Linked DNA regions of Homo sapiens: region 1 is linked to region 2. A link is an interaction called in ENCODE POLR2A ChIA-PET data of the cell type or tissue named here. Cell type or tissue: MCF 10A. All regions are shown on one strand. Each heading gives the region's core, and the rest is flanking DNA. Links, peaks and the distances in the headings are about the cores only.

Region 1 (11,201 bases), core at 5,549-8,048, 170 kb before region 2:
TTAAACTTAAAAAAACAAAGTCAGAATAATAATTATTTATTTGATTGTGCCAAGAAATCTACTACATTAAAAAAAAAAAAAAAAAAAAAAAAGCCTGGGCACAGTGACTCATGCCTGTAATCCCAGCACTTTGGGAGGCTGAGGTGGGTGGATCACTTGAGGGCAGGAGTTCGAGACCAGCCTGGCCAACATGGTGAAACCCCGTCTCTACTAAAAATATAAAAGTTAGCAGGGCATGGTGGTGGACACCTGTAATCCCAGCTACCAGAGAGGCTGAGGCAGGAGAATCGCTTGAACCCAGGAGGTAGAGGTTGCAGTGAGCTGAGATTGTGCTATTGCACTCCAGCCTGGGTGATAGAGTAAGACTCTGTCTCAAAAAAAAGAAAAAAAACTTACGACATGATGCCCTTCCCCCCAGCCCCTGTCCACACACTTCCTGTCATGTTGTCCTTGGTTAATGATTGGCCAGATCAGGTTTACAATAAAAACCCAAGGGAAATTCTATGCCTCAATTCTGCAGACTTACTCTATTTTTCAATTTTTACAGTATTAAATGAAAAAACATTATTTATGGCAATCACCCAAATGACGATCACAAAGTATATTCTGGGCCATGAGTCTGTGGTCATGGGTTTAATTCCCCTTTTTTCCCACCTCTGGGTCACAGGATCCAGTAGGGAAGTGATGGAGAGTGTGAATAACTGCCAGCTCAATGGGGCAGAGGCAGCCTTGTTGATCTGGGCCACCTGCCCTCTCTCCTCCCGAAGCTAAGCCACTGCCTTGAGAAGGAGGGGCTGCAAATGGTCTGAGGCTGCTGGCAGCTGGCCAAGAGTTCAATTACCTGGGCCACAGCCCGCCCTCCTAGTTCTTCCGGTTACTGACTCTGTGGCTGCTGCCTCCCACAACGCTGTGCTTGCAGACCCCAGGAGCGCTGGCTGTCCCTTCACTTCCTGAACATGTGGATGTGTGCTTTGGGTTCTTGACCTCAGCTCTTCCCAAGGTCTTCTTAGAGAAGGGTCTAAATGAAGTCATTTTTAGAGTATTTGTTTTTGGTTACACAGGTGCTTCCGCCCATGTGGCCTCGGAGTGGGACCCTGCGGGTCATCAATCTGTACATTGCCTGAGAGCAGCCGTGTATGCTCTGGAAGGGACAAGACCAGGTACCTGTCGGGGGATGCGGCCGTGGTACCAGGCATGGCTGCGCAGGTCCTCGCTGCTCAGGAGCAGCTCCTCCTCCAGCTCCTTCTTCAGTTTCTCGGGGGTCCTGTCCATGATGTGCCTCTCCTTGGAGAACTGCAACACAGAGTCAACCATGAGCTCACCCTGCCCAGGCCACACCAGGCCATGCCAGCTGGAGGTGACCGCCTGCTTCACTAATCCAACCAGTTATGCTACAGCCTGCATTCAGGTAGGGGAGCCTGGATAATGATTACAAAGAGCTGTGACCTTTCGTTTCTCCGGCCGCAACCATGTAATAAAATTTTCACCTGCACATGGGGACTATGGTAGGAGAGTCCACCAAGAGGTTCCTTTTACCAGTCTACTCAAGCAGCTGGGCAGGAAGGGCCAGAGAGATGTACAGACAGCAAGACACAGCAGCCCAGCCTGCTCTCTTCCCAGCGGAGAGCTTCCTCATTCTCCTTCAGGACTGTCCTGACATAGCGTGGGGAGGGCAGCTGTTCCCTTCTGGCCTTAGATCCTGGGCCTCTGGGCAGTGAGGCCCAAAGCACAGTCCTTGGGCTGGTAGCGATGGCCCTAACTTCTTTGCTGTTGGTAAACTCATGTTCAGGAATTGAGTCAGTCTTTAGAAACTTTTAGGGCAAATGGACAGAGCAATTTTATGTCTCTTGAATCTAATAACAGAAGTCTGTCTTTATTTCACATTTCTAATATTTCATTTTTATGACAGATAGGAAAGTGAAACAAATTTAAAAAGACAACCCTGGTCCTTCACCTCAGATGTTTGAGAATCAGTGGTCTGCGGCGTTGCACAGTGGCCATGGCAGTGAGTGCTGGGTGGACAGCGGTGGCTCCAGGTTTAATTTAGAACCATGCCTGCTTACAACATGTGAACTGAACCTGGAAACCTGCCCAGTTCCCAGCAAGACCAGGCATGCTGACCAGGAACCGCTTGCTGAAAGTCCCATGAACAGAAAAAGGCTGTGTCCCTGTGGTTCTCCCAAGTTTCCCAGCTTGTCCTTCAAACCCCCATGGGAGCCACAAAATTATTACTTATCACACTACTTTTTAAAAATGTTTATTTATTTTATTTTTTTTGAGACAGGGTCTCACTGTGCTAGAGCACAGTGGTGCAATCTCAGCTCACTGTAGCCTTGGCCTCCTGGGCTCAAGCAACCTCCTGGGCTCAAGCGATCCTCCCATCTCAGCCTCCCTGGTAGCTAGGACTACAACAGGCACGTGCCACCATGCCTGGCTAATTTTTGTAATTTTTTTTTTAGAGATAGGGTTTTGCCATGTTGCCCAGGCTGGTCTCAAACTCCTGGGCTCAAGCGATCCACCCACCTTGGCCTCTCAAAGTGCTGGGATTACAGGCGTGAGCCACCATGCCCGGCCTATTACACTACTTTGCACGTCAGCAAAGAAATAGCTCCAAATCCTTTTCCACCAAACAACAACAACAACAACAACAACAACAAAGCCCTGGAATTTTAGGGCTAGATTCTCATCCTCTAGTGCTTCTTTGCACATTGGCCCATAAGGAGCGCTAGCTGAAGAGTAACTCAGGGGCTGATTTTTAGATGGGGCTCTGGCTTACTATTTGTTTACTTCTCCCTCCTTCTCACTGGGCAGACACTCACTTGGGAGTGTCTGAAGGATGGAATTTGCATCAAAGAGATGCGGACGCTGGCTGTCCAGGGTGCCTGCAGGCTTTAGACGGTGATGTTTGACACCGTCCGCTCCCATCATTAATATTGTACGGCTTCATCTGAAGACAGCTTGAGTGTGGAATGCAGTTTGTCAACTCGGCCACGCTTTATTGTTCGTTTATTGTCTGACTTGCCTCCCACTAGACTGTAAGTTTCATGAAAACAGAAATCCATCTACTTTTTCCCCACTGCCCTTGAGCAATGCCTGAAAACATCAGGCACTGGGTATTCAGTAAACAAATACCCTAGGATGAGAAAAGATGCTGACTTTGCTTAGTTATGGAGATTCTCCCTTTCGCCCTCAAGTCATCTGAAGCCCTGTTTTCGCTGGGCATGCTGCCATTCAGCCAAAAGACCACATTCCTCAATCTCTGTCTCTTCCAGGGAGATGTGGCCACAGGACTCAGTTCTGACCAAGGAGCTGAGATGTGATGGCTGGAGACTCAACACCATTCTGGACGGTGAGTGGGGAGCCACACCAAGGAATTGGCTGGGTGGAAGGTCTGATTGAGGCTGGGTCCCTGATGACTGTGGGGCCAACACACCAGCCCTGGACCGCCAGCCTCCAGGTCTTCTAGGTGATCTACCTTATGGAAGCCTGTGATTTGTGGGTGTTCCCGTCACTGGCAGCTGAACTAAATCCTAACCCATATTGTGACCTGACCCCCATTGAGTCACCCTGACAGGCAGTCTGCAGGCTTAGCCTAAATCCCTTGTGCTGCACCCTGGGCCCACTTCTTGGTCTGACCTCTGAAAATGTGGAGATCTGAAAATATACAGCAGGTCTTGCACAGTTCTTTGTTGAAAATTTATTTGCTTATATCCAAGAAGCTATTTCCACAGTTATCTTTGCATTTTCCTTCCTCCCTGATGTCCTAACACTCAGCCACCTCTCCCTCTCCCCGGCTCCTTTCTCAGCCCTGCTCATAACAGCAAGGGTTATTATTCTTTTTAGCACTTTATATGCATCAATCTTTTATTCCAGGTTTTGAGATAATGCTTTTAAACTGGTTACAAAAAATATAAAATCAGCTATCTTGTTACTTCTGTCCTAATTCCTAAGAGAAGAACAGGAAAATCCTAAATTATTGCTCTTTCTCCCTGTAGACTCCAGAGAGTGAATCCTACAGGGTACTATAGGAGGTAGGGTATTACAGGAAAGTACCTAGAGAGAGAGAAATGAAGATATTAAGATTGACGCTCTCAAATAATTTGGGATGAAAGACCAGACTTCAAAAACTATGCCTTTAAGCTCTTGCATATTTTATGAAAAGTTTGAAGGTTACACAACTGCCTAGACTTGTATTTTAAAAGGGAAGGAGGGAAAGAGAGAGGGAGGAAAATGAGAGGAAAGGAGGGAGAGAGGGAGACCCAGAGTGAACAAGCAATTGCAAAAGGTTTTCCATTTCCAGCCAGTGAGGGCTGGCTCGAATACACTGCAGAGAGCCAGGTTTGCTGCTGGGAGCCTCTGCCTTAGCAGATGATGTGGACAATGTCTCCCAGACAACTGAAGAAAGCAATTCAAAAGGATCACCCCATATGGCCACCTCATGATGACACAGTGGTTATTTTGGGAGTGGAAACCTTCTAGAACTTTCACTACTGCCTTCGTCACATAAATTAATGCAATTATTTTTCCCAGCTGCCTGTATTTTATGAGATCTTGATCTCCCCAACTGTGATTTTGCCACTTTAGATAAGTACTTTGATGGACTGTAAACCCCACAGGTTAGTGAGAGGTGACCATATAACAAATTGTGGCAAAATGTATCCATCTGTATTTCTGAGAACATTGTGATTGATATCTGTGCTTCTTGGGGACCAGAAATGAGATTCCTGCTTCATAGCACTGGTCATGCATGTCTGCAACATTTGGCGGAATTCTGTAGGCTTCCCACATACAACCTGAATTACTGGTGACAGTGTATCCTTTCGCTTTTCTGCTGCCACGTGGGAAGAATTTGGATTTTTTCCCTGGAATGCAAGCATTCTATTCATGGCATAGGCTAGTTTTTGCAACTTGGCTATGAAGCAAATTCTAGCAATTTAAGGTAACACAACAGAGCCTCTGCCTTCAGCAAAGGTTTCATCCCCTCTGTGTGGCTATCTGTGTCCTCTAATTGATCTAAGTTCTAATTTATTCTACGAATGCCCTAAGAATCCTCCTGCCCTTCCTTAGACTACCTTTCTAAGGCAAGGGCAGAAGAGATTAGTACTGTATTCGCTCACATAATATTCGCATGCATTGTTATTATTTGCATAGCCCAGAATGATGCATGAGAAGACAGAGAATAAGGTGTCAGGTCCTAGGCATTCTAACTGCTTCCAATCTTGGGAAAATAAAGAAGACACAAGGACATTGTTCAAATCCACCCCAGTTCCCATAGCCTTTTCTCCTAGCTCATTTCCAACTCTCTCACATTTGTAGACATCTTCTGAACTCAATGTGCTTTAAAGACAGGCTGGACTCAAATCATCCTCAATCCCTCTGTCAGCAAGGGACAGCAGGCATTGTGGCACCCAGAATGAGTAACACGGCTGTGCTCTCTTAGAAAGTTGACATTGAGTGTGAATGGAGGACTCTGGCCCTCTGGACTATATGTTTTCTTCAACTGCCAGGCAGAGAGAGCAAGACAACTTGTGAATAATCATTCGCTCACATAAATGCAATAAACGTTAATAATGATCACATTATCTAGTAATACAACTTTCTCTCCAAGATCAAATTCTCTAACATTTGCCCTTGAGTTTGAACCTCATTCCTAGAAGGCATCTGATTCCTTGTTTTTCTAGTGTTTTGTCTTGAGGGGAAGGAGGTGGCAGCAGAGGAGGAGTCAGAGAGACAAAGTTGGTTTTCGCTGCCTCAGCAGAGGCTCCAGCCATCCTGAGCTCACCCCACACAGCAGCTGTGGGCTCAGCCTCCAGAGGAAGGGATGCTGCTGGGCTTTGGATCAAGAACATTGTGCCCACAGGTCTTGCCAGCTTCATTCTAGGGACCAAATCTACCTACAACCATGATGAGACCACAATGAGACAAACATGCAGGCAGGGCTCATATCTTGTGCTTCAGGAAATTTGAGTAGTCCTTTTAGAGGCACAGGGAGAGTAAGAAAAGGTACTATGTACATAAATAATAAGTATAACTTCAGCAGGAAAGAAAGAAAAGAAGGGAAGGAGAGTTAGTAACTACTGTACATGGTTACCCACTCACATGGCCCCACTTCGAAATGTTCATGTTTGTCCCAGTCATTAGCATTGGGGTCTGAGATGAGATGTAGGTAAAGTGACAAACAGGGCAAATGTAGGGGGTGGATGAGGCCCCCTCTTGTCCAACCAAATTGCAGGATAGTTAGAAAATTAATAAGTTACTATAATTGATGCTTTTCATGAAAATCTGAGTCTAGCTACATCTTTCCTATCCCCAGCATTTTAATAGCCCTGATATCAAAAAGTGTTACAGCAAGGTGTTTAAGAGCCACCTCAATCCACAGGCCACTGTGCCACGCACCTGCTGTGTGGCCTCGGGCAGGTGACATTAACTCTGTAGAGCCTCAGGCTCCTCATCTACAAAATGGGCATGATAATATGTCATGAGGTGTTAATAAGGATTAAATGGGTCAACATCTGGAAAGCACTAAGAACATCCCTGGCATGTAGTCAGCACTGTTAATTGTCATAATAGACTCATATCAGGATGCTACTAATCTGTTTCTATAAAATAAGCAGACTTCATGTTCAAGGTCTGATGCAGGAGGCTGAGGGAGGCAGGTGTTTGGGAGGCAAGCAGTTAAGGAAAGCAGCCTGGAGCCTGCCAAGTGCCTGGAGGCTGCCTGCCACAAGTTTCTTCAATCCTCACTCACTGCCCGCCTGGCCCAGCACCTCTGCTCGGTTACACGGAGGGGACTGGTCCTAGCTTGCTGGGACTGGCTCCAAGAAATCATAAATATCACTCTGAATCTGGAAAGCACATCTCTGCAGCCCCACGTGGCCCCAGCAAGTCCAGTCTTGACAGGCTGGAATAGCCAGGGCCCAGGAGATGATTGGAAAACACATTCTGGAGGCACAGAGCCAGGTCTGCAGACGTGCTGGGAACCTCGATTAATGCAGAAACCCACATTTCAGCAGCTCTCCAAGGAAGAAAAGCCATTCTGGCATGGGAGGAATGGAGCTAGGGGTCTCCTGCGTGAGCATCAGAGCCTGCATTTCAAATCAGGCACAACAATGGACCCTGGAGGCACAGGAGATTCGAGTTCTGAAGACGGGACGGGGAGGGGTGCACTTGGGCGATCTGTCAGAAACCCCCAGAGGAGGCTGGGGACACTCATTCGCATGTAGGAGACAGCAGAATTTGAAAAAGGTGGCATCTGCATTATAATTAATAATTATTTTACTCTATCCCTGCCTGTAAGAAAGGCTTCCTAGTTCCCACAGGATTTTAAATTGTGCAAATCGGCAGGAAAGACTCTATCCCCAGGCCTAGGAACTGAGGGTGGAAAGAGGCTGCAGAGGCCATGGCCATCCATTGTCATGACCAAACAGTTGCCAGCATCTGGCTGCCAGTGGGGGATGGATGCACTGGTCCCTGCCCTCAAGGAAGGCACAGTCTCCTTGGAAGATGACACACAAAGAACAGTTTAACACATTCCAAGCTCTAGAAACATACTGCTTGTCCTGCCATCTGCTCCCTGTCCCTCCCAGCTTGGCAGCCGGGGCAAGTTACCCCACCTCTTTGTCCTTTGGTTTTCCCTGTGGAAAAATGAGAAAAGTCACTGTGGCCAGGAGTGTCCTGGAAACAGCTTCATGGAGATGGGAGGAGGACAGATGTCTGGAGAATCAGGGTTGGACCGTGAGGATAAAACTTAAGGACAGGGATAGGAAGAGTATTTGGGACATTTGAGCTAAGGGACATTTCCTTTTGTCTTTTGAAGCCAAAAAGAGCTGGCCTTGGCTGGAAGGTTCTGGCTAGGAGGAGAGGGCTAAAGCATGCGAAGGCACAACAATGGTATGTTATGTATTTTATATACATCCAGCAACCCCGCCACTCCCCAGGAAAGCCACATCTTCACCCCAAGCATGCGTTCTGACCCCACCTTCCTGACCGTGGCCAGCTGGCCCAGGAAGGGTGCCTGTACCAAGTTGGTCCAATCAGAGTTCTTCCTGGGATTTTTCTAGATGGAACTGAGCGAAGAAGATACTCTATCCCACTTCAGTGAAAACATCATGAGGCTTGAAGCATGGAAGTTGCCTCACCCCCGTGTTTCCTGCCAGGTGGAACAAAGTGCTGAGAGAATCAAACCAGCAAGCAAAGAGAAGAGGAGCAAGAGATGGAAAGTGACCTCTAGCATGCACATCCCTAAGCCCCAGCTGATTATATCAGCCGGCAAACTCCTCTTGTGACCTAGGCTAGTATGAGTGGAATCCCTGTCACTTGTGACCAAAGCAGTCCTGACCCAGAAACGCAGGGACTGGCTGAGGGCAGCCCAACATTGGTGGCTGAGGGTTTAGACCATCACACTCCAGAAAGTCAGAGTCACGGAAAATCTTTGCCCAGGAAGGCAACAGGTATATAAAAAGATACTTTTAGAGAGATCTGGCTGCAGTGAGAGCAATGGGCTGGATGGGGCCAGGGCTGGAGGCACAGGTCAGAGTCTTTTGAAATGTGCTGACAACGCCCAGATCTCCATCTCCAGCCCTTAGGGTCGGTGCCTGGTAGGGATATTTACTGGAATCCGCATTAAAGCTCAGATGTCAATATGGATAAATTGAACTCATCCCCTCTGCAAAGCCTGATCTTCGCCCTTTTCCCCAGTCACTGGCATCTCTTCTGTCCTCATTACCTGAACTAGAACCCTCAGAATCGGCTTCCATTGGTTAAGACATTCCTGATTCTTTTACCTATCCCCATTCGAATCCCCACTGTTTAGATTACTGTTCTTTTCTCCTAGAACTTCTGCAATAGCCTCCTAACAGTTTCCCTACCTCCCATTTCTAGTCCCACAACCTGCCACCTACAATACCACCAACCTTGTCATATTGCCCCTAGGTTCAGAGATTTTAGTCCAAGGGTGCTCCAGCTAAGGCCGACATGACAGCCACAGTCTCTTTCAACTCCTCTCCCACCACACACACATATACACAGAATCAACGAGCTTCTAATATTTAGTTTTCATTCATGCCAGGGTTCGGGCCTGGTCCCTGGGGGCGCAGACCCCAGTCCTGCCCTGTTCCTCCAGAATCCTGAGCTTTAAGCACCATTTCCTGTTGCCCCAGGGAGCTGACCCATGGCCCCTGACATATACTGAACTTGCAGACACACTGGGATTTGGCTCTGAATTTGCTAGGAGGCCCAGATCATGAGAGGGCTGTGGATGCAAACAGGAAGCGTCCCTGTGGGCCCCCAGAAATAACTGTCAGAGGCATGACTGGCAGGGGAGATGGGCAAGGGTCCTGCCATTATGAAGTGGGTTCCAAGAGTCAGCAGAGTTGAGGCATTAAAGTTTTCAGGACATTATTTGGGGCTGTTGGCTGCCAAGGCCTGAGGAAATATTGGTTATGCTTCCAAGGGCTCACAGTGACCTCCAGATAAAGCCCAAAGCCTCCTTCATAAGTCAAGTAATGCCTTTTTCCACCTGGCCACAAGCTAACTTGCTAACATGTTCTGACGCAGGGTCCAATTGCAGGAACCTTCCATGGCTCCCTGAACAAAACATCCCTCATGTCCTGCCTCCATGCCTTTGTCTTGTGGTCCAGCAGACAGTGACACATCTGTAGAGGTACACGGCCTGGCAGGAGTCCAGGATGGGAACTGGGGAACAGCCAGGGGAAAGTCAGACAAGGTAGGTGGGGACCTTGAAGGCCAAGCAGAGACCATGCCTTATTTACCTTTGGCTCCCAGAGCCTGGCCCAGTGCCTGGCACACAGCGAGTGCCCAGTAGACAGTGACTGGCTGGAACCATGCTCACTTGCTTGCCCTCTGTCTAGCAGGTTCCTTGTCACATTGGGTGTGGAGGAGAGGAGAGAGCTTGGAGGCTGGTCAAGAACAAGTGACCTTGGGCCATCTCTACACTTCTGAGCTTGTTTCTCTATGCATAAGGAGTGGGGATAATAACTCCCACCTTACAGGACTATAGGACCTGATGCAGGTAAAGCATCTGGCACTATACCTGGCACATGGATGCTCGCTTGACACAATGTGGAATTTGAACCCTCTTTCAAAGACGGCTTTTAGCAACAAAATGGAACTACTTCACTAAAGAAGTAAAGAAAAAAAATTACAAAATCCATCAGAGGTTTTAGAGATATCTGGCCCTCGATAATTTAGTTCTAATGGAATAAAAAAGCTAGAAGTTGGAAAACTGATCTCTACTTAGGCACAGGTTTGTTTATTCGTTTATTTCAGTGCAAAGTCAACAGTTCCTGGGATTTTGAGTAGCACTCAATGGTTCTATAGATGCAGGGTGAGTAAGCAGGCATACTGTCGCTTGGTGGCAAGCACTTTGTATGCATATATCTCACTATTAACAAGTATATGTATTAGCGCCAGGTGGCTCACATATCCACAAATACACAGGTGACACAGCCCAGCATGCGAGTGCAAGACAGTTTTGTGTTTGCACAAGACTAAGAGGTCCTTGTATGTAGATTCTGTCTTCTTGGACACTTAGTTGTTGAGAAATTTTTTGTTGAATTTTAAAAACTGAGATGATTTTCTAGTCATTCATTTATTCCATGATCAAGCCTGGCAATTAACTTGGTTGAATAAAGAAAAAGAAGAAGGAGGGAATGTGTGCATAAAAAGAGGAGGTGGGGAGGAGAAGGGAGAGGAGGCTGGAGAAGGAGCAAGCTAGCAAGCTGCTGGGCTATTCTATCCTAGTTGGGAGTGTCAGGCTCCAACACCCGGAATGCTATCAGGGTTCTCAAACAAAAGCCTCCTTTCTTCAGTTTTGGAACAGTTTATTAGCTTGAGGGAGAAGTCCACAACAGTCCAGGCCTCTTATCAAATTGTATCAAACAACTCCACAGGTTGGGATTTTCTAGAAATCCTATCCAGAAATTTTGATTACAAATAAAATTATAAGTCTGACTGGAGTTCTGGATCTTCGATGTTAACATTGGTCTAATTTCTTTTTCATTTTTTTTTTTGAGACAGGGTCTTGCTCTGTCTCCCAGGCTGGAGTGCAGTGGCGCATTCATAGCTCAAGTGATCCTCCCGCCTCAGCCTCCCAGGTAGCCAGGACTACAGGTCTGCACCACCACACCCGGCCATTGGTCTAATTTCTAAGCAAGGCCAGTGTCTTCCAATGAGCTCAGGGT
Region 2 (11,201 bases), core at 5,183-7,682:
ATAGGCGCCCACCACCATGCCCGGCTAATTTTTGTATTTTTAGTAGAGATGGGGTTTCACCATATTGACTGGGCTGGTCTCAAACTCCTGACCTTGTGATCCACCCACCTCGGCCTCCCTAAGTGCTGAGATTACAGGCATAAGCCACCGCTCCTGGCCTGCAAATTTTAAGTATATAATATAGCATTCAAAGCTACAGGCACTATGGTGTATAGTAGATCTCCAGAACTTATTTGTCTTGTGTAACGGAAACTTTGTACCCTTTGACCATCATCTCCCCTTTCCCCTTCTGCCAATCGCTGGCAACCACCATGCTACTCTGCTTCCATGAGTTTGACCAACATCTTTAAATGCAGTACCAGGTCACAGAGATGTGTGGGATAGTCAGTTTACAGAACAACCCTGTGGAGAGAGTTTCCTCAGAGGAAACCACATTGGTGACCCCTCCTAACTCATCCAGAGCCACCTGAGCCAGTGAATTAAAAGCTCTTTGTAGAGAAGTGATGACTTGGGACAAATGCATTAGGTAACACTAAGTGTGCATGTGTTTGGGGTAAAGTGTTGGAGGACTGTGCTGGGCAGTCTTGGAGATGGTGCTGACCATGACTGAGCTACCAGGGTCCTTCCTCCAGACTGAGAAGCAAGAGTGCCCAGGAAGTGGGCAGCCAGAGCTCTCTAAAGGTCCCTCTTCCCAGATGAATTTTCTTTCTGACTGCAGGAATGCTGGGTTCTTGTTGCCTGGTTTGCTGACTGCCGTCCAGAGCCGCTGCTGGCCACAGCACACATCCAGCCTGAGCCTGAGCACGGCTGCCCGTCCACATTCCTGATGCCTTCCTCTTTCTTAGAGTCCGCTTCAAGTTATTCAGAAAACCAGAGTCTCCTCCATCTTCACCGTATCAGCTGTAATCTTGTCAGGATAAACCGATTGTGCTGGATCTTTTAAAGTCTATCTGTTGGAGGTTTCCAGGGAATTTATTTAGTGCTTATCTGATTAACTGGGGCCAATTCACTAAGCTTCCAAGTAATAGAATCTGCTTTAAGCTTCAAGACATCGAAACAAAGAAACTTAGACAAAGATGGCTGAGATAAAAATTCATAGTACAACAAAGGCTATGTTGTAGAGACTGTCAGAAACAGAAAAAGTTTAGGACAGAATTTATATAGCTCTGAGGGTGGGGAGCAGGGCAGGTAATTCAATCCTAGGCAGCAAATGTGTGACAGAGTAAAAAAAAAGCCTCCTTTTCTATTTAAGTAGCCAGCATGTCATTGTTTTTGAAGTAGTTGACTGATTTTTGAATCTGGTACGAGACTATCAAGATCCATCTTTAACACAAGAAACCAAGAACAGTAGTTATCCAGGCAGGGTGGGAACTGAGAACAAGGGAACAAGACTGGGAGAAAGCATTTTTGCTGTCTAAGAGTATTTATACTTTTTGGCTGGGTAGGGTGGCTCATGCCTATAATCCCAGCACTTTCGGAGGCCGAGGCAGGCGAATCACTTGAGCACAGGAGTTCCAGACCAGTCTGGGCAACATGTTGAAATTCCATCTCTACAAAAAAATACAAAAATTAGCCAGGTATGGTGTCATGTGCCTGTAGTCTCAGTTACTTGGGAGACTGAGGTGGGAGGATCACTTGAGCCTGGGAAGTTGAGGCTGCAGTGAGCCGTGATCACACCACTGCACTCCAGCCTGTGTAACAGAGTGAGACTCTGTCTCAAAAAAAAAAAAAAAAAGTTTATACTTTTTGTGTTTCAAACCACATAAATGTATTACACCTTTTGAAAATTAACCCATTTCCTGTTTAGAAAATAAAAGTGCAGCTCACTGCCAGCAATTTTACATAAATATGCTCTTTGAGGCTGAAGGAAATCTGATTTTCGGTATGAAAATAAAATATATAAACTATTTTTGGAGTTATTTCTAAGCAGAACTTGTCTCTAATCCTAATGTAACAGAAATATATATGATGTTCCATTAGGATTAGAAGCAAGAGTATTCTCGGGGCAAACAGAAAATGGGTTAAGTGAAAATAACAGTTTAATTTACTTTGCTATTTTGAAAAATAAATATAACATCCAAGACAACATTTCAATTAGGCAGATCTTCTGAAACTAGATAGGGGTTACAAAAGCACATATTTCTAGTAGTGGAAAACATCATCTATCAAAGAGTTCTGAGGTTTGTGCTCTGCCTTAGTCTAGGCCTTGAAAAAGACAGGAACATAGCAAGGCTGGTGCCTGTCTTCAGGCTTTGCCGAGGTACACTTGGTGAAAATCAATGTGACGTGCTGGGACTACATGGCAAGCAAGTGGCTATGTGCAGGGCTGTCGGATTAGAGTCAATGGCCAGAGCAGCAACGAATGACCCCATTTGCAGAGAGACGTTGTGCTGGAGAAGCCAAGTGCCAAGGAGGAAGGCTGGCAGAAGCTCTGCTCAAAAGACTGAGTGAATGTGTGTGTGTTTGTGTGTGTGTGTGTGTGTGTACAACAGCCCAACAAAAAGCAGGTATATAAATACGAAGCAATCAACAGTAGAATCCATGCCCAAGGTTGAGATAAGTGAAGAAAGAAAATTGTGCCCTGATGGGTTTGAGTTCAAAGTGTGTGGTAGAAACCTGCACCACCCATTTGGGCAAATCAGACAGGCACTAGCCGCTCAGCTGAGCTGGAAAAGTGTCTGTGGGAGGATGCCAGGAAAAACACCATCACCCACCCTTTGAAGGAGGGGGATGTGCTGAATCTTGGTAACTAGGAGAACTTAAAACCGGAGCTGGGAGTGCAATGTGATCACCCAGAGGGAGAATGCACAAACAAAATATGAAGGGGAAAAAAGTTTAATTAAAAAGACAGCAGCGATGAGAGATTTAATTTCAGCCATGCAGCCAGCCCAGGGCCCCTGTGGGGAAGTAGAGATATCGCAGGAAGTGGGGCTGGAGGGGATGCTGGAGGCCTCTCATTTCGTGGAGATAAGGTATCTGGCAGCCTGTAAAACAAACAGGGCGCTGCCTGGGAGAGATGCAGGTACCCCTCAAGCCATAAAATCCCTCTTCTGGTCCCCAGCAAGCACTGATTCTGTGGTAGGTCACCCGAGGGGACTGAACAGTCACAGATGAAAATAATCCCTTTAGTTCAAAGGTCATCTCTGCCACCCTGCTCAAGGACAGCAGGCTTCAAGACCTGAGATCTGAGTGTCGCCCTTTGTCCCCAAGGGCCTTTGAGCGCTGGCTGGAAAAGGTCCTGGAGCGTCTGGGGTTTTACAGGGTAAAGAGAGCAGGGTCTATAATTTCCCAACCCTGGGGGAGGAGACAGAAGGAGCAGCAGACGATATAACTTCCCGAAAAGCACAGCTGGCAAGCACACCCACACCGTTAGGCTGCAACTCCCTGAACTAATTAAAAGGCAGAGCAATGGGAATTTCTGGATTGCTGCATAAGCAGCTCTTGGGGAAAATACGCTCGTGGTATTGCAAACACAGAGCTCCCTCTTCACTTCCAAGAGCCAAGTTGGACACAGGTGATTACAGTTTAGGACTAAATATGTGGGTAGGAATGTGTGTGTGTGTGTGTGTGTGTGTGTGTGTGTGTGTGTGTGTGTGTGTGTGTCAAGGAGCGGGGTGGAGAAGAACTCAGCCAGAGAGAAATGCAATGTGATGGAAATAGTTAAAGAGGCTATGATCTTCTCTCTGATTCCCCTTGAGGACAGAACAATAGGCAAAGGACTCAAATTGCACCACCAGAGAATTTGTGTGGCCACTAGGAGAAAAAAAAAACCCTCCAACTTAGAAGGGAGTGTTTTTGCATTTCAATCTCTGGGAGGTGTTTTCCTCTCTTTCTCTCTAAGTTTGAAGAATTACTGTTCGAGTTTAACCCCACTTGGAGCCAGAAAGATGGGCCAAATCAACACCAAGCATGCTTTTCTGCTTTGTGAATCTATGAAAAGGAAAATTTTTTCCAACTCTTTCCTCATAATAATACTCCATCAATGTGGAGAACTCCTCTGGTGCAGAACTTTCATATCCTGGATTGGGAATCCCAGAGGGAGCTCAGCTGACAGGATGCCCTTAGGAGACCCACTTGTGGGCCACCAGGAGAGTTACTTGATGAGGGTGTTGGGAATGTAGCTGAGCTGCAGGATGTCAGATAAAACCCTGACACCAAGAAAGAGGACAAAAGCAGCGCATCCCCTCTGTCTTCCCTGGGGAGGGCCCAGTGGAGGCTGGACTTTATCCTGGGACAGTGATGGATTGCACTGTCTGGGCTTATGAGACAGAAAGGGGAAAGGCTTTTCAGCAAGATAGTGGGGGACAGAAGGTGGCTCAACTGTCACTTGGCCCAGGCTCCACTGGAGATCAATCCCAAGTCCTTGGTCGAGAAGATTTTAAGTTGAAACAGCAAGAGAATACTTCGAGGCATCTAACGGAAGAGCTGCTGGGGGAGTGCCCTGCCCTGTCCCCACCATAAGGACTACCAGAAAGGAGGTACAGCATCAGTAATGGCAGAGGCAATGACAGCTCACGTAGGCCACCAGGAGACAGTGAAGAGAGTGCCTCTGCTCTGATCCTGGCCTCAGAAAAACTTGAATGATTGCTAAAAATCTATGTGGGCCCCCTGGGACTCTGCAAGTAGAAACTGGGCTATGCCTTCAGTGGGCTTGGGGTTCCAGTGACTCTACTAGGAGGGAGCTCAGAGGCAAACATTTTTTTGTTGCCACTATGTTGTCCCTTTCTGACTATGTCCCTCAGGCAGGCATTGAGGGAGGAGTTTATATATATAGGATGGCACATAACCTGGGAGCATCCCCATGAACATACAGAGGGGGTGGGTAGAAAATACCTATATTAAAATATAAGGAAACTAATGCTTCAATAGGTTATCAACAATTTATCCAAATAGTCGTTGGTGGGAGAACTAGTCATAGGCAAGGAGTTACTAGGGAGGGAGGAAAGACATGGGGCAATAGAGTACCCACCAGTTTTCTAGAGAATTAGCTAGGTCCTACTAACAAATTGTATTTCAGGACCACAGACAGCAGCACAGGAGCACCATTTTGGTGCACACTCCCACCCCATTTATTTCATCTATGCAAGTGGTGTCATCTCTCACCCATTAAACCCAGTCCCGGCTCTCAGTGGAAGCTCTGAGGAACTTCTGAGGTTACACAGAAAATAGTCTGAAGACCACTGTACTATACCTTTCACAAGGGAATGATAAATCAATTATCTTTATTTCCAATCCAGTCCTTATCCAGTACTAATAATACTAGCTAATGTTTATTAAGCATTTACTATACCCATGTACTGTGTTCTCATTTTATCCTTATAACAACCCTACAAGGTTAATTCCATTATTATATCCATTTTATTGATGGAGAAATGGAAAGATGAGGAAACTGAGAGATGCTGAAATAGGAGAAACAGCAAAATTAAGTGACTTTTTCTGAGGTTACACAGGCAATCTAATTCCAGAGCCCATACCCACAGCCACCCTGTCAGAGTTGTGTTCTTGAATTTTATACATGGAATTCAGGCATGAATTGTAAATGGTAAGAGACACGACATAGGGCAACTTGGCACATGAAGTCATCAAGGACCTGGAAAAGCATCTGCTTTAGTGCCTAGGAACTGAGAGTTCTGTTTCCTATTAAGACTCTGCCTCTTATTATTACCTGCAAAAACTACAACAAGTTATATAACGTCTCTATGTCTCTTTTTCCTTTCCCAGTGGAACAATGAAGTGAACCAGGCATCAAGGGCAGATTTGGAATAGGTAAATACCTAGAAGCTGCTAAGGAAAATAAGTCATAAGTTAGAATGTCTGTTTAGTTTTCTAAATTGTGTGATGTTTTAGAGCTGTCAGGGACCTGCAGATCTTAGAATCCATACTCTGCAGGATCTTTAATATTTTATCTATATGAACACCTCACGCAACACAAGAATCCTTCCAACCACATTCCTGAGAAGGTGCTGAGGCCTTTTAGGGCCAGATTGCTCCTTGGGTCACCAGGAAGCTATCCCTTCTCCACAATACACCCTTCCTCTACCAAATGTACCCAAATATAGCACATCATAGCATTTTCCAAAGCTGCTTCTAAGATTGCACCATGTCCATCTCCCTCCCACCAGAGATACTATTTGTGCCCTCTGCTGTGGCCAGAGCAAATCATATCCCACTTCCTCCTGGCAGCCCTTGGCAAGAAGGTGAGTTATTACACCTCTCATAATGTCAACGGAAGGCTAGGCATTTCAAAGGGAACAAGTGAAATATGATTTGTTCTAGCCTCATCAGAGGTGAGGGTCATGGATCAGTGGAGTACAAGAGATAGTCTGGAGACGTCAGCAGGGGCCAAATCACAAGGGACATTGTATGAGATTCTATGCTGAGGGCAATGGAAAGCCACTGAAGGCTTTTAAGCAGGAGAGTGACACAATCAAATTTGGATTTTAAGAAAAATCACTCTGACTACAAGTTGGAGAGAGGATTGGAGGCAAATGTGAGACTGGGGGCAGGATATGCCATGGCCAGACCAGGGCACAGTAAAGCAGGCCTCTAACCTCCTAGCTTCTATCAATGCTGCCAGTGATGGTGAGCTATACCAGCAGCCATAGCTCACTCTTGTTTCACATTCAGCTCTGGGCAACAGAGCCTTTTCTATAGGAATAGCAGGGTTAGCTCTTTCCCAGCATCTATCTCTGCAACTAACTGTTTTAAATCTAATCTTGTTAGTTTCAGCTCTTCCTTTTGGGGTATTGAAATCTTTGTGCATCTTGATCCAACTTTTTCTTTTTTTCTTTCTGTTTTCTTTATTTATTGTTTTTTTGAGATGGAATCTCACTCTGTCCCCAAGGCTGGAGTGCAGTGGCGTGATCTTGGCTCATTGCAACCTGCACCTGCCGGGTTTAAGCAATTCTCCTGTCCTCAGCCTCCTGAGTAGCTGGAACTACAGGAATGCGCCACCACGCCCAGCTAATTTTTGTATTTTTAACAGAGATGGGGTTTCACCATGTTGACAAGGATGGTCTCTATCTCTTGACCTCTTGATCCGCCCACCTCAGCCTCCCAAAGTGCTGGGACTACAGGTGTGAGCCACCACACCCGGCCATCAACCTCTTCTTTTTTACTTAAGGGGAAGTACTGAAAGATTTGCTGAAGGGCCATGGATAGTCATTGGTGGTAGGGACAATACTGAACCCAGATTTTCTGACTCCTAAACCAGGCACCCTGGTATTCTGTCTCTCTAGGAAATTGATCTGTTTACAGGAACTAGAATCAAGATTGACTAGAAGATTGATAGGTTAGTTGGAAAAACAGGTTTTAGCTTGCAGACCCCAAAGGCAGGGAGAGAGGACCCTACGTCCCTTTCTCATGTTTCCTCCTGTTGACTAAAAGATGCCTGCGTTTGAATCTACAATCCACAGGGATGGCATTACAAGTCTTCAGGCAGCTGAAAGTCACAGTTGTTCAAACCAATCATTGTGGCACTTGACAATGTCAAAAGACTTGAGAGAATTTCATAGGTGAAAAAAAAATCTTACAAGCTAATGAATGCTTAACAAAAGCTTCTCTATGGAGCTGAACTAGTTCAGAACATAAATGCTGTTTAGGGAGACTGGACAGGAAATGGGACACCCCTGTGCAGGTGGGAAGGGGAGGGGGGCAGACAGAAAGCTTCCCTGGATGATTTCCTAAGAATCAGTGCCTGTCTCCTGGGTCCTAATCCACTTGATCTCTGGTCAGGATTTATTTCCATAGCCCCATGAAACCTGGTGATTGGACCCTGCTCATGAAAGTCTTAGACCAGGTTCCAGTTGCACAATCAGCTAGTGCCCAGTGCCTATAAAGTATAGGACTGGATTTCCACATGGTGCTGGGAATCAGCAGTGAACTGTGTCCAAAGCTCTGTCCCAGCCTGACCAGGACCTCTTAGGTTAGTCCATTCCCCCACCCCAGCCACCACACCTCCATTAGCTCTTTTTTTCTTATGTTTTCTTTATATTAATGCTCCTTTTTTTAAAAATAAAAAACAGAACAGCCTTCTCCTTCTAGCCAGCTCATCCTGCATCTCTTGTGTTGGCCTCAGGACTTTTACTCAACTCCTTCTCTATTCCCTACTTGAATCCCCTCCTCAAGTCCCACTAAAATGGTGATTTCTGAGTAGCCTTATTTGTAAGCCAAATGCTGTTATTGAAACAACAAAGTTGTCAGATGATCAAGAACTTTGTTGGTCCCTTTAAAGTAAGCATATGCTTGTCTTCGAATAACTATCAATTGGCCACATTTCACAAAGGAAGTTAAGAGCAATCAGGAGTAACTCCAAAATATACTCTTCAGGGAGAAACTACGTAAGCCAGCATTGACTTTTCAAACAGGCACATGAGCATTATTTTAAAAAGGACAAGCAGCAGGGCACAGTGGCTCATGCCTGTAATCCCAGCACTTTTGGGAGGCCGAGGTGGGTGGATGATGAGGTCAGGAGATCGAGACCATCCTGGTCAACATGGTGAAACCTTGCCTCTGCTAAAAATACAAAAATTAGCCGGGCGTGGTGGCGTGCACCTGTAGTCCCAGCCACTCAGGAGTCTGAGGCAGGAGAATCGCTTGAACCCAGGAGGCAGAGGTTGCAGTGAGCCGAGATCGGACCACTGCACTCCAGCCTGATCAACAGAGCGAGATTCTGTTTCAAAAAAAAAAAAAAAAGACAAGCAAACCAAACTATGTACATTTTGACCCTAGCCTTGATACTTATTGTTGAAGCTGTAAAGGAGGCCCCACATAGCCTGTACTGAGACAGTTGACCATCACCCAAGCCCTGTCCCTATGGTCTAACAAACCTCTCCTTGGCAAAGCAACGACCTGAAGTTATCTATCCCATTCAGGAGATCGTATGGCAAGAGCTTCACTAAGCAGTCAATGAGGGAATACTTTTTCAAAGAGCATTTTCTATAGCTTTCTATCTGGTTTCTCACACATCTTCAATGACATCTGAAAAGCTTTGCTGAAGTGAAATGTATTTGTCTGTGGCCAGGTTACTCAAATTGCCTCTCTTCCTTGCCAGGGAATTCCAAAATCTGGCAAGAGATGTCTTGTATAAAGTCCCACACAGCAGGAAAGAAAAGCCATGCTGACACAGAGGACTTCCAGAGGATTAAACACAAACCACATTTTTAAACAAAATAGAGTAAGCTAAAAAGTAAGCTAAAATAAAATCTTACTCTGGTTACCCACTTTCAGAGAAGCCACTAAGCCATCAGAGGCACTGGTGCTACACATTAGCATTTTAGTTTCTTAACTTGGACACACCACCAGCTAAGCAATTGCTGCGTCCAGGTAAATTTAATTGAGTTTAACATCCCTCAGTCCTAGAATCTTTCAACGCTAGTGCCTGTGAACTTACCTAACGACCAGAGGCAGGTGAATCTCATGGTGCTGATGCTTTTATCTCTCCTGGGCTGGGGCATCATATAAGAGGGGATTCAAGGGTGTATCAAGCACTCTCAGCCTGGGGGCAGCTGTGTACTTTTGGCTGTGAGTGCTCTCAGAGAGGCACAGAGGTGCTCTCCATAGAGAGGCACCAGGAGCCAGGCATGCTCCTGACCGCTCCAGCCTCTACCTGCCCAGCACGCGCGCGGCTGGTGAGTCACAGTGTGATGCGGACAGGTCCAGGAGGTTTGTTGTGTGCTTGCTTCATATCATAGGGCACTTCCTGTCCTGAGCTGAAAGGAAGGGCTTTTTTAAGAGATGCATATTTTTTAAAAAATTCATTTTCTATATGTGTTCAAGAAGGTGCATGGCAGCATTATCTCTAAGAGGAAATCACTGGAAAAAAAGTGCCTGCCATTCAGGGACCAATTTGAAATAAATACGATTTTCCACATAATGGAATAAAAAAGAGGAGGATGTGTATTTGCTGCTATGAAAATGTCTCTAAGATATATTGCTGGGTGGAAAAAAAGCGAAGTTGCAAACATACTTAGGCTTACAGAAAGGTCCAAATCATGCTTATTTTTGTATATGCTTAGAAAAATGTCTGGAGCAATTCACAAGAAACTTGAAGCAGTGAAGACTCCAGGAAGTAGAACTGGGGAGGAGTGATCTTAATTTTTCTGCACTTTTTGAATTTTCTTTTTGACTCTGTATGTACCTAGGACTTTTATAATAAAAGGGGTTTTGAAAAATTCCTTTCTTGCCTAATGAAAAGTATTCTCGTCAGCTAGCCAGTAGCTTCCAGCAAACAAAAGGTTTCCATCAGCAATCAAGCTGCAGTGAATAAGTTTGAAAAGAGAAACTCAATTTCCTAGGAAAGTATCTAGAATAGAAGATCTCAATGAGGCTGAGGGAGGGAGGTATCCTCAGCAGTATCTGGTAGGTTCTGATACTTCCCAAGCTGAGAAGCATTAACTAAACATACTGCATGTTAATTCTTTCTAATTTTATAGGATAGAAAATGTCCGCATATGAAGCAGAGATAATAATATAATGAACCCCCATGTCCCCACCACCAAGTTTCATTAATTAACTTGGCTAACTTTGTTTCATAGCCAACCCACGCCCTACTGTCTTCCCACCCCCAAACATGCCATTTTATCTGCGGAAATGTACTACTGTAAGTTAAAGACTCTCCCCTTTGTAAACATTACCACAATATAATTAAGTTTTTTAAACTGTCGATAAGCCATTATTTTATTAAATATCTAGTAAGTATTCAAATTTTCAAACAAAATCTATATATTGTATTTGGTTGTTACGTCTATTATGTCCATTTTATTATAATTTACAGAGCTCTCTCCTGGAATTTCCTTGCAATTTATTTGTTGAAGAAACCAAGTTATTAGTCCTGTAGAGTTTCCCACATTCTGGATCTTGCTGATTCTACTGCCTGTGGTATTTTTTAACATGCCTTTTTGTACTCTCTACTTCCTGTAAATTGGTAGGTAGATCTAGACTTACTCTGATTTATGTCTAATTCTTTGCCAATAGGTGGTATGCTCTGCCAGAAAATAAAGTCTTATGTCTTCCTATTTGTGATCTAGGCTGCCCTTGATGATTATTACGGGTTGAACTATGTTCCCCAAAAGGATATGTTGAACATTTACCCACCAACGCTGTGCCTGTGATCGTGACCTCATTTGGAAACAGGGTTCTTACAGATGGAATCAGGTTAAAATGAGGTCATACTGGATTAGGGTGGGCCTTGATTCAGTCCT

What was found. Peaks named below come from ENCODE experiments on the same cell type or tissue, not always from the same donor. Only the 100,000 strongest peaks of a DNase experiment are listed, where the experiment ranks them.
Region 1: POLR2A ChIA-PET joins it to region 2 with 5 read pairs; 2 of 35 experiments call an interaction of 5 or more read pairs at or near these places.

What each region holds. Positions count from the first base shown.
Region 1 is chr1:93,591,101-93,602,301 of GRCh38, forward strand. It overlaps BCAR3 (BCAR3 adaptor protein, NSP family member), which reads right to left. Exons shown (of 12, transcript NM_003567.4): 4 at 1,165-1,293. BCAR3-AS1 (BCAR3 antisense RNA 1) reads left to right here and starts at 868. Exons shown (of 4, transcript NR_034091.1): 1 at 868-1,408; 2 at 3,273-3,349; 3 at 7,817-7,890; 4 at 8,061-8,930. RefSeq lists enhancers at 1,064-1,564, 1,071-1,230. In MCF 10A, for the core only: no CTCF peak of the experiment used is centred there; a DNase peak (open chromatin) is centred at 6,841.
Region 2 is chr1:93,765,806-93,777,006 of GRCh38, forward strand. It overlaps a transcript of BCAR3 not described here. Among named protein-coding and RNA genes, the nearest start is that of MIR760, 75 kb to the right of the region's middle. RefSeq lists a silencer at 4,895-5,095. In MCF 10A, for the core only: no CTCF peak of the experiment used is centred there; a DNase peak (open chromatin) is centred at 6,176.